Regions from separate parts of the Homo sapiens genome. Here region 1 is linked to region 2. Evidence: chromatin loops called from intact Hi-C (ENCODE). Cell type or tissue: endothelial cell of umbilical vein. All regions are shown on one strand. Links, peaks and the distances in the headings refer to the core of each region. The heading gives the core; the rest is flanking DNA.

Evidence for each region. Hi-C counts contacts between places; a loop is a spot of excess contacts. Peaks named below come from ENCODE experiments on the same cell type or tissue, not always from the same donor. Only the 100,000 strongest peaks of a DNase experiment are listed, where the experiment ranks them.
Region 1: it touches region 2 in a loop (4-fold over the local background); 2 of 110 quality-filtered maps call a loop at or near these places.

Annotation. Positions count from the first base shown.
Region 1 is chr3:150,299,050-150,304,432 of GRCh38, forward strand. The region is part of intron 1 of LINC01214 (long intergenic non-protein coding RNA 1214); the gene reads right to left. Among named protein-coding and RNA genes, the nearest start is that of LINC01214, 22 kb to the right of the region's middle. In endothelial cell of umbilical vein, for the core only: a CTCF peak has its summit at 4,903 (motif pointing left); DNase peaks (open chromatin) are centred at 2,132 and 3,302; H3K27ac peaks cover 2,129 bases.
Region 2 is chr3:150,225,415-150,230,797 of GRCh38, forward strand. No RefSeq gene overlaps it. Among named protein-coding and RNA genes, the nearest start is that of LINC01213, 10 kb to the right of the region's middle. In endothelial cell of umbilical vein, for the core only: a CTCF peak has its summit at 2,544 (motif pointing right); DNase peaks (open chromatin) are centred at 797 and 2,557; H3K27ac peaks cover 445 bases; H3K27me3 peaks cover 34 bases.

The sequences.
Region 1 (5,383 bases), core at 206-5,205, 74 kb after region 2:
CTAGCCAAATATGATATAATTATATTGACCACTATAGGAGCAATCACATAAGAAGAGAAACACTAAAACAGAAAAGAAACTGATTCAGAATTGTAAATAGGGTGCAAACTGGGGTTTTGTTGATTGATACTGGTTTCAACAGATGAGTTTCTAAAACAAGGCAGCAAATGGATAAAAGGATCAGGACACCAGTGAAAGCTCTAAACAACTGCAAATAAATTAGATTCCTGAGTAATAAATCTTGAATCTTGCTGTTTGATCACCCTTATCAGGCAGAAGCCTGAGAAAATAGAGGAGCTCTCCATCCTGCCCAGAAGGTCAAGGACACACTTGGCATCATCAGCTCCACATTCCTAAGGGGAGGACCCTCCACCGAGAATGCAAAGAATGGCTTCTTGGTCTGGATAAAACCACTGCTTCTGGGGCTGTATTTCCGCTGGCCCATGGCAAGGCAGCATGCAGCAGCTTAAGAATAACACACTTTGATGCTATTCAGCCATTTAACAGAATCTTTGCTGACATGGGAAAACAGCCCCCAATATGTTGTTAAGAGAAAAACAGGCTCAAAGCTGTAAATATAATGTGATACAATTTTTGTCAAGCAACATAAGATACATGAAAAAAACATTATAAGGCTTTGCCAAACATAATGGAAGCCACCCACGTGCGACAGGATTTGGGGTAACTTATTTTCCTGTTTCTTTTGAGTTTTTATTTGTTTTCCAAATTTTCTGCTATATGTGTTATTGCTAAAGTACGTAACAGTTATTTTAAGACATAACTGAAGTAGAAGGAAGGCAACAATAAAGTGATACTGAGAGTAAATAAAACATAATATATTTGTCAGTGCTTAGTAAACAAATCAGTGCCCTACCTCAGCACATAACATTTCAAAGTAACCACAACATGCTATGTTAAATATTTAATTTAAATTTTTATGTGAGGCTGAATTAGGAGGTATTATAAATATTAGGTATTGCTATACTTCATTAGCTAATCAAAATTTATCAAGAAAAATGCACATGAAATTGCTGTTGCCAACATATAGACTCATTTAAAAGTCTTTAAAAGAAATACTGTCATGTTAGAGACCATGACATTATCATGTCTGAATTATGGGGTCTATTCGAAGAGGTTGTGGTGGAATCAGGTGGCAAGGTGGGGGAAGGAAATCCATTCAAATCAACCAATATACAGTAATCTCCTGTTATCTGTGGGGAATATGTTCCAAGACCCTCAGTGGATACCGGAAACTGCAGATATAAATTCTATATGTACCATGTTTTTCATATACATTAATACCTATTATGAAGTTTAATTGATAAATTAGCCACAGTAAGAAATCAACAGTAATGAATAATAATGTAGAACAATTATAACAATATGCCAGCATCTCTACTCTTGCACTTTGAGGTCATTATTAAGAAGCATAAGAGTTACTTGAACACAAGCACTGCAATACCATAACAGTCCATCTGATCACCAACATGGCTACTAAGTGACCCACAGGCAGGTAGCATATCCAGTGTGGATATGGATGCCCTAGACAAAGGGATGATTCATGTCCCATGCAGGGCTGAGTGGAACGGTGAGAGATTTCATCACCACAAAACAATGGGCAATTTAAAATTTATAAATTGTTTATTTCTGGAATTCTCCATTTGATTTTTTTTTGTCCTCAATTGACGACAGGTAACAAACCACAAATAAGGGGGAACTACTGTATGTATTATGCTTTTCGGGGGAAAAAGCCATTGAGGATGGAATTTCTGAGCTTCCCTTAGGTTGTGTTGGCATGACGAAACCGCCCTTCCACAAGGCAGTCGCTACCTCCTTGATTTCTTTATCTCCAGTGCCTAGTGTGTGCTGCAAGGTATTGCCCAGTAAATATCTGTGCCATGAAGAAGGCCAAAGTCTTGCTTACAAGGTGGTGAATGTGCTAAAAGTAATCCCAAGGTCCATATTGGAGAAATACTACTTTGAATTAGAGTCTTGCCAACACAAAGCACACTCGCTTACTATTAAACTGATACGATTATCAGTATGATAAGAAATGATTATCATTTCCTTACACTTACTCTATACTTGCTTACTCACTAACTAGTCATCAGTCACAGGCTGTAAAGTCGGAAGGAAAAACAAACTGCTGCTTCCTGCTGTAAATTCTCTAACTACACTTGTGAAGTCTTTTCGTTTTGTCTCCTTTTACTTTTAGAGAGCCCCCTTTTTATTTTAGTCCAATCAACTAAAATAAGACAGGCTTTTGGTTTAGCCTAGTATTCCCTGAATTTATGGGAAAGAGAATGGCTTTGTGTCTAACTAGATCTGTATGCCAACTTGGGAATATCAGTTCTCAGAAAGCATTATTTCAGTCTCTTCGTATTTGATTTTGTTTGAATCTCCTGTGCTGCCTCACCTATATGGTTACTTAACAAGGGCTGTTCTGAACGCCCAGTTTGGTTGCTGAAGGTGATTGATAAGTGATACACTTTTGTCCTTATGGAGTTTGTCCGTCAAACTGTTTCCACATACTCTGTAAATTGGGAACTTGGCTTGTAAGTTCCAATCCCCATGAATCCTCAAGAACAAGGAACTGACCCTGTTGTTCCTATATTAAAAGCGAATCCAGGAAAGAAGGAAGCCTTCGTGTGCACTTGTCCATTTACCTCATTCCGGATGGAGAAGCACATGCTGATCACTTGGGGTCCCTTCCAACTTTACCAAAATTTGCTGTTTATTCCTTTGTGCATTGTTTCAACAAATAGTTGTTAAGTGCTAACAATGTACAGAGCTATGCAGTAGGTTCTCCAGGGATATACGGTTGTAAAAGACATACCTCTAACCCTCAATAAATTTACATTACATGCCGATTTGCAATCTAGTTAGCTCAGGCAAATTCTCTTCCAAATAAATAATACACATAGGAACAATTCCACCCCAAGCCAGTGGCCTACCTATTTAAAAAATATTAGAAGCTGCCTAATTTCTGTGTGTTTTTTAAAAGATGTATCTGCAGAGTCACATACAGAAACATTCGAATTGTTAATTCCTAATTACGAGTTAAAGTTCCTGCTATTCTTCCTTAGGAGACTAGGTGTTGGGAACCTGAGGTCAGATTTTTAAAAAGGAAGCTTGACCCACATGGATGGTGTAACATGGCTTCACTACAGTAAATAGTAATTCATCAAAGTAACAGGTGAAATGATATAACACAGCTTCTAGGACATTCACAGACATAGGCTTTGTGTTTTTTATCCATACTCAGATTTTCCTTAACCAATTGAACATTCCAGTTCTTTCTTAGCTTCTTAATCCCTTAGCCTACTCTCCATGATATTTCTACTCTTCTGCTTAGTTCTCTGATATTTTTGGCAACACTGACTAATTTCCTTCAGAGACCATTGAAGGCTATTAAATGTCTGTGCCAGAAACTCCTCCAATGCACATGTCATCAAGGCATAGAGAGGTATATTTGCAGTGGACAGCCCCTCCACCCCCTCAAACAAAAGGAGAAAGTCCTCTAACAAACCAAAATATTGGTGGCTGATAATCTCAGCCCAATTTTTTCATCATCTGGGTTTTTTTTTTTTTCCTGTTCTCTTAATTAGATGGAGCCACACACTATGGCATGTTGTAAAAGAGTTTCTGAAGGGCAGAATTTGTGGCAGAGAGAGAGAGTTCCAAACTGGAAGACTCAAGAAATAAACAAAGATACCACAAATGAGAACAGATAAAATGTTCACATTCTAAATCTTTTTTTGAAAGAAAGAAACAATCCTCAGAAGTAAAAATAATTATCATTAGTGGCAAAAAGCAAAACATACACACACAACAGATAAAGGAGATTAGACACTAAAACTGGGAGCAAAAAGGCAGTGGAAATAAGTGCAAAAGTACACATAGAAAATGTTGTAGTAAAGAGAATGAAATAAGAAAGGCATCAGATTGAACCAAAAGAAAGGCAGTGAAAGGAGGATTATAAAAAACTAGAAACAGAAGTCAGAAACAAAAGGGAATTGAAAACTTCAAAATATAGGCACTTAGAAGATGAAAGGATAACTGGAAGAAATGTAAAGACGGGGAGTGGTTCAATGGGGTCTAAAATAATTCTTAATCTCACCTCCCCATCATATATAAAAAGAAAAAATAATATTTTGCATAGAATAATACTTGCAGTGGAAGTTTCAGAGTTACACCTGTTATATGTTTGCATACTCACTGAGCTACTTCTTTCCTTAATTGAAGTTTCACAGAAAAATTATTCCTCCTGAAGAAATCTTTGACAAGAGATTATGGCAGTATCTACCGTTTACATCAGGAAAATTATGCTACTTTTGGGAAAACCAAGGATTCTCTATTTTGGGGGGTGGGGTGGGGAAAAATCTCACCACGGCTGCCTGGAATGAGACAAAAAAATAAATTGCTTTTACTAGGGTTCAGCACATGCTAATCCCACCATCAATTTAGTTAGTCTGTCTTTCTGTAGCAACATTCACTCTGAGGCATCTGCATAGGGTCTTGGTGTCATCAGTGTAACTAGGGTTGGTATTACCAGTTGTTGTCTGGATACGCCCTGTATGTCTGTAAGGTCTGAAGCTAGTGGGACAGGACAAACTCTATAGTTTAGGTTAGGACATCAGAAGAGTACGGAAGGCAATCATTGGCATGCATGGGACACTAAGGGAAATGCTTCTTTAGATAAATGTCTTCCTTCTCTCCCACTCATTTCAACTTCACCCATTCTACACACTAAAACGCAGGGTACTGCTGCAGTTCAAATCTACCCACAAGATGAATAACTGGAATGCATAATCATTGAGTAAAACCAATCATGCCACATTTGGGGACGCTGTAGCCTCAGTTTAAGGTTCATACTCAAAGTTTTGATGATGCCAGCATAGGTCTTGTGACTGCATGGTAAATGGTGGCCTCTGGGGGCAGCAGAATGGCCAGGATGTTAGGCTTCACTAGTTCAAGCTTTAGGTTGTTTTCCACTATGGAAATGGGAGGCTTATGGGAAATCCCTAAGGCTCTGGCCAACAGCAGGGCTTAATAAAATTTGGCTAGTGAAATTAATAAATGAATATATGATTTTTATATCTTCTCCCGAAGCATCAGCTAATTGCAGTCAGCTCCCTCATCTCCTGACCACCCCCAGTCCACTACAGTAGAGTCAGCACATGCAATAATCTAAAGACAGTAATATTTTTACTTGCTACTCCTGCATTTATCACTTTCTCTTACCATTTGATAAAATCATTCTATATGAAGTATGAGGGACTTATGTGTGTCCTTCATGTATCTTTTTTTAAAGCAGTTTTAAGTTCATAGGAATATTCAGCAAAAGATACAGAGCGTTCTCATATGCCCCCCACACATGAAC
Region 2 (5,383 bases), core at 117-5,116:
ACCTGAAGTAGGAAAAAGCGCCTTTAGTCCCGAGTGTAGAAAGAGGATGGATCTGTTAAACGACCAGCAGAACTCACTTGGGAGTTGGTCAGAAATGCAGAATCTCGGGCTCATCCCAGGGTATGAATCAGAACCTGCATTTTAACAAGATCCCAGGAAATTCATATGCACTTAAAAGATGAGAAGCCCCTGCTCCAGAACTATCCATAGATCCCCAAAGAGCCTCTATTTTTTTAGGTCTAAAGATTCTACAGCAGAGAGCATTTCTATTTTAAATGAATGAAGCTGTGACTTTCTCCAATATAGTTATCACTATCCCCATCATTGTCATCATCACTGACTGTCATCATTACCATCCCCGAGCAGGATCCATTAGATACCTACTTGTTTCATGGACCATTTTTTATATTAAAAAAAAAAAAGCCCATAATAACCTGACAATGTCTTCCCCTAGCTGAGAGCATTTTGACAGATATTTTTTCGAAGTAATCAGAGTTCTTTTTTTTCTTTTTTTTTTTTTCTTGGCTGGTTTCATCCTTTGGCAGGGTTCTACAACTTATTTGCTTTCACTTAGTTTATATCACTGTCCCTGGCAATCTCCACTTTCCCCGACTCCGCAGTTCACTCTTCATCTACCCCAACGCAGCCAGCTCTTCCCTCCCGGCCCCTCCACCTTACTCGAAGGTTTCTGCTATTGTCAGAACAGCCAAAGACAACAATGCTTCAACTGGCAGGAAACAGTCTTCACCCTCTCAGGATTTCCTATTATGTGATGTGCAGCCTTTTCCAGAAACACAATTGCATCTAAAAAAAGAAACTGCCTGGATTTACCTTCATCTCAACACAATGAGTCCATGGCCACCGTAGCCTTGAACGAGGGCCAAACACTCCGAAGCGCAGAGACTCAGAATCAATGGAGGTGAAGGAAGCTGCTTCCCAGGGACTTCCAAGCAAGGGTAGGCAGCTGTTTGCTTATTCCCCATTCTTTTGTTATGTTGTTTGATTTTGCCAGTGAAGCTTGGGTAAGAGGAAGGAAAGAGGAAGAGAGGGGCTACGGACCAAGAGGAAGGAATGGAGGGGAAGGGGCTCAGGATGATCAGGAGTTGGGAGCTATAACTGTAGGGTGGAGGGGATGACTCGAGAGAAAAGGAAAAGTAGCAGGTGAGTTGTTGAATGAGGAAGGATGAACTGGAGAAGAAAGAAAGGACAGCGGAGGTTTCACCATGATTTTTAGCTGTCTCTACATAGCTGGAATGATAGAGACCTCATAGCTGGGTCATGGTTTTCTGAAGTGGAGAATGAAGAGAGTTTCAATGTCAGTGCCAGGTCTGGCAGTTGTTTATTTCCTTCTTTACACCCCATCCCCCACCCCCACCCCCACCCCCAGTAGCATACCTACCTCTGGGAAGAGAAGTTCTCACCTCTATTCTCATTCCCTTCTCTGTGTAGGGAGAGTGCAGGAGAGTGGATGATGGAGGAGGTAAAAACAGTATCTTCAGAACTAGAGAGGATTTAGGTGTCTGTCCCAGTAATCTGAGACAAGAGAAAATAAAATGCAATTAAGTTGTGGGGAAGTAAATGCAGTTAAATAGCATTAGGCAACTGTTTCAGAAGAAATCCAGGCCTGAAAATAAAGACCTGGATTGGATACTGGAGGAAGTGATCCTGTAAGAGAGATGGGGAGTTTTCAGTGGTGAAGCTAGCAGGAGACAATGTGAAGAACATTTGTAATGACCTGGAAATTCAGGAAAAAACAGAGAACTGGTGAGAATCCAGGAGGCATGTGAGTTTGATGTTACCTGAAGAGGAATCTGCGGAAGGCAGCATGTCCTTCTGGGCCTCCAACTCTCACAATTCAGAGGTGAGCAGCCTCAGGCTCTAACCCCAGCTCTTCATTCCTTGCTTCACCTCTCTAAGCCTTAGTTGGGTTCCCCATCTGTAAAACCCAGACAATAACACCCATCTCATAAGGTGTTTGCGAGGATTACAGGAGATGTAAATGAGAAGTGCCACTTCCCATACATTCTCTTCAGGGAATTTATGGGCAGAGTCAAGATTCAGGAGGTGGTAAGAAAATAGTTTCGACCTGAAGTTAGGCATTGGACCAGAGCGAAAAGGAGATGCCAAGAGGCCAGAAGTAGAGTTCAGATCAGACCTGGAATTAAAGATAAGGTGAATTTAAAAATTACTAAGACCCTAAGGATCTACACTAGGTAAGAAGAGGGAAAGTGGTGGCAGTGGGGTGGGAGCCAGGTTTTTGTGCACATTTTGCCTTGGGGCCTCACCAAAGAGGGGATGTGGGAAGTTTCTCCCACTAGAAGCCTTCCAACCTAATGTAGGAAGATGGATAGAATTAGATTATCACCATTTTGCAACCCCTAATGAATAATGAACCTAGCCACTGATCATTATGCCAGTTATTAATTTATTGCCTCTCAGCCCCACATCCACCCTTCAGTAACTGCTCTGGGGTAATGGAATGGACTCTTCAAGCATTTCCCCTTTACAGTGAGATCGATGTGAAGCTTTGTCGGTAGAGGGCGCTGGAGGGACACTGTAGGAGAAGGGGGGCTTTTCTTCCTGGTTCCAGGGTACTGACCTTTGTTTTTTGTTGCTCCAGCTGCATGGTCTGTCAACAGTGCGTGTGTGAGTTACCCAGTGGTGCTCTGCCCCAGCCATATACCCAGAATGTACAGTCCCTCAGTGACCTCAGAGCCCCAGACTCGGCCCAGTGAACCTCACCTCAGTCCTTGGGATGTGGATTAACATCTGCAGTGGAGTCTCAACTCTTCCTGGGCACTGCTTTCCAGCATCAGCTGGCCTGCACCCCAGGATGTTGTTTCCCTGGGCCCACACAACATGAGCATTGCACACCAGACCCTCCACCCATTGCACACATGAGGCCTCACCTCCCAGACTTAACGCACCTGCACTCATTGGTTTCTTTCCTGCTGGCCTGGAGGCTGTGGACCGGCTCTGGCTGGACAGCCCAGTGAACTTAACTGCTATCTAGTAGGCCACATGCTTGCCTGCTCCAATAATGTTGGAATCGCAGCCTTGGGGAAGAGCCCACCCCTTCCAGTTTTGCTTTTCCTTGAGTACTCTCCCCTAGACATAGGGTACTCTTCAGGAGTCTCTTTATGTCTTCATAGGTACTCTCTTATCTTATGGTATTAGTTCATTCTCACACTGCTAATAAAGACATACCTGAGACTGGGTAATTTATAAATGAAAGAGGTTTAATTGACTCACAGTTCCGCATTGCTGGGGAGGCCTCAGGATTATTACAATCACAGTGGAAGGCAAAAGAGAAGCAGGCACCTTCTTCATGGGGTGACAGTACAGAGTGAGTGCAAGCAGGGGAGATGCCAGACGCTTATAAAACCATCAGATCTCAAGATAACTCACTCACTATCACAAGAACAGTATGGGGGAAACCACCCCCATGATCCAATTACCTCCACTTGGTCACTGCCTTGACACGTGGAGATTATGGGGATTACAATTCAAGATGAGATTTTGGGTGGGGACACAGCTAAATCGTATCACTTATCTTAATCGTTCTTTTTATGAAACTTCCAGTATTTGAATTAACGAATGGCTTCTGTTTCTTGAGTGGATCCACAACAACACAATCACGAATGGCTGCTAACTTCACAAAGAGCCAGCCAGAACTATGTGGCCTTGTTGGAAATGTACAACACAATCTTTCAAGTATTCTTGTCAAGACATCAGCCCTGAGTCTGATCAAGCCTTAGATCTAACTAAAAGTATGCAAGAAATACACAGGGCATGGAAACATGTTAAATGACACCATGAGTATCATCAGAGAGTCCAGCCTGTGGGAAACTCCATAGGGAAAATAACCAGAATTCTTCAACAAATGAGGGAAATAATCTATAAATTCAGAGACTTAAAAGGCACTAATTAAAATCTATGGACCTTGCTAAAGGCATCACACTACCTGAATTTAAAACATACTACAAAACCAAAACAGCATAGTACTGGCATGAAGACAGACACACAGACCGCTGGAACAGAATAGAGAACCCAGGAATAAATTTACATATTTACAGCTAATTGACTTTCAACAAGGCACCAAACATTTACTGAGGAAAGAACAACTGCTTCAATAAATGGTGCTGGGAAAACCGGAGATCCATATGCCAAAAAATGAAACTAGACCTCGATCTCTCAACAGACAAAATTCAAATCAAAATGGATTAAAGAGTTAAATGTAAGACTTGAAACTATGAAACTGCTAGAAGAAAATATTGGGGAAACTCTACAGGACATTGTTCTGGCCAAAGATTTTCTTGGGTAAGATCTCAAAGCAGAAGCAACCAAAGCAAAAGTAGACAAATGGGATTACATCAAGCTGAAAGCTTTTGCAGAGCAAGAAAACAACCAATGGAGTGAAGACACAACCTATAGAATGAGAGGAAATATCTGCAAACTATTCATTTGACAAGGGGTTAATAACCAGAATATATAAGGAGCTCAAACAACTTAATAGCAAAGATATATATATTATTTTAAAAATGAGTGAATCATCCGAATAGATACTTCTAAAAAAAAAATACAAATGGCAAACAAGTATATGAAAAAAATGCTCAACATCACTAATCATCAGGAAAATGCAAATCAAAACCACAACGGGATATCGTTTCACTTCAGTTAAAATAGCTGTTATCAAAAAGATAACAGCTTTTTGATAACAGGAATACTGTTATGGAATACTATTCGGCCATAAAAAGAATAAAATCCTGGCTGGGTGCAATGGCTCACACCTGTAATCCCAGCTACTCAGGAGGCCGAGGCAGGAGAATTGCTTGACCCTGGGGGCAAAGGTTGCAGTGAGCCAAGATTGTGCCACTGCACTCCAGTCTGGGCGACAGGGCAAGACTGTGTCTCAAAATAAATAAATAAATAAATAAAAGAATAAAATCCTGTCACTTGAAACAACATAGATGGAGCTGAAAGTCATTATGTTAAGTGAAATAAGCCAGTCAAGGAGCTAATCAGGTGGTTCTTATGGAGGTAGAGAGTAGAAAGATTATCAGAGGCTTGAAAGACTAGGGGAGCAGAGGATGAAGAGAGGTTGGTTAATGGGTGAAAAATATACAGTTAGAAGGAATAAGTACTAGTTTTTGATATCACAGCAGGATGACTATAGTTAACAATCATTTATTGTATATTTCAAAATAACTAGAAGAGAAGATTTGCAATGTTCCCAACACAAAGAAGTGATAAATATTTGAGATGATGAATATTCTAAATAACCTGATTTGATCATTACACATTATATGCATGTATCAAAATGTCACATGTAGCCTATGAATATGTACTGTTGTTACATATCAATAACAAATGAATAAAACTT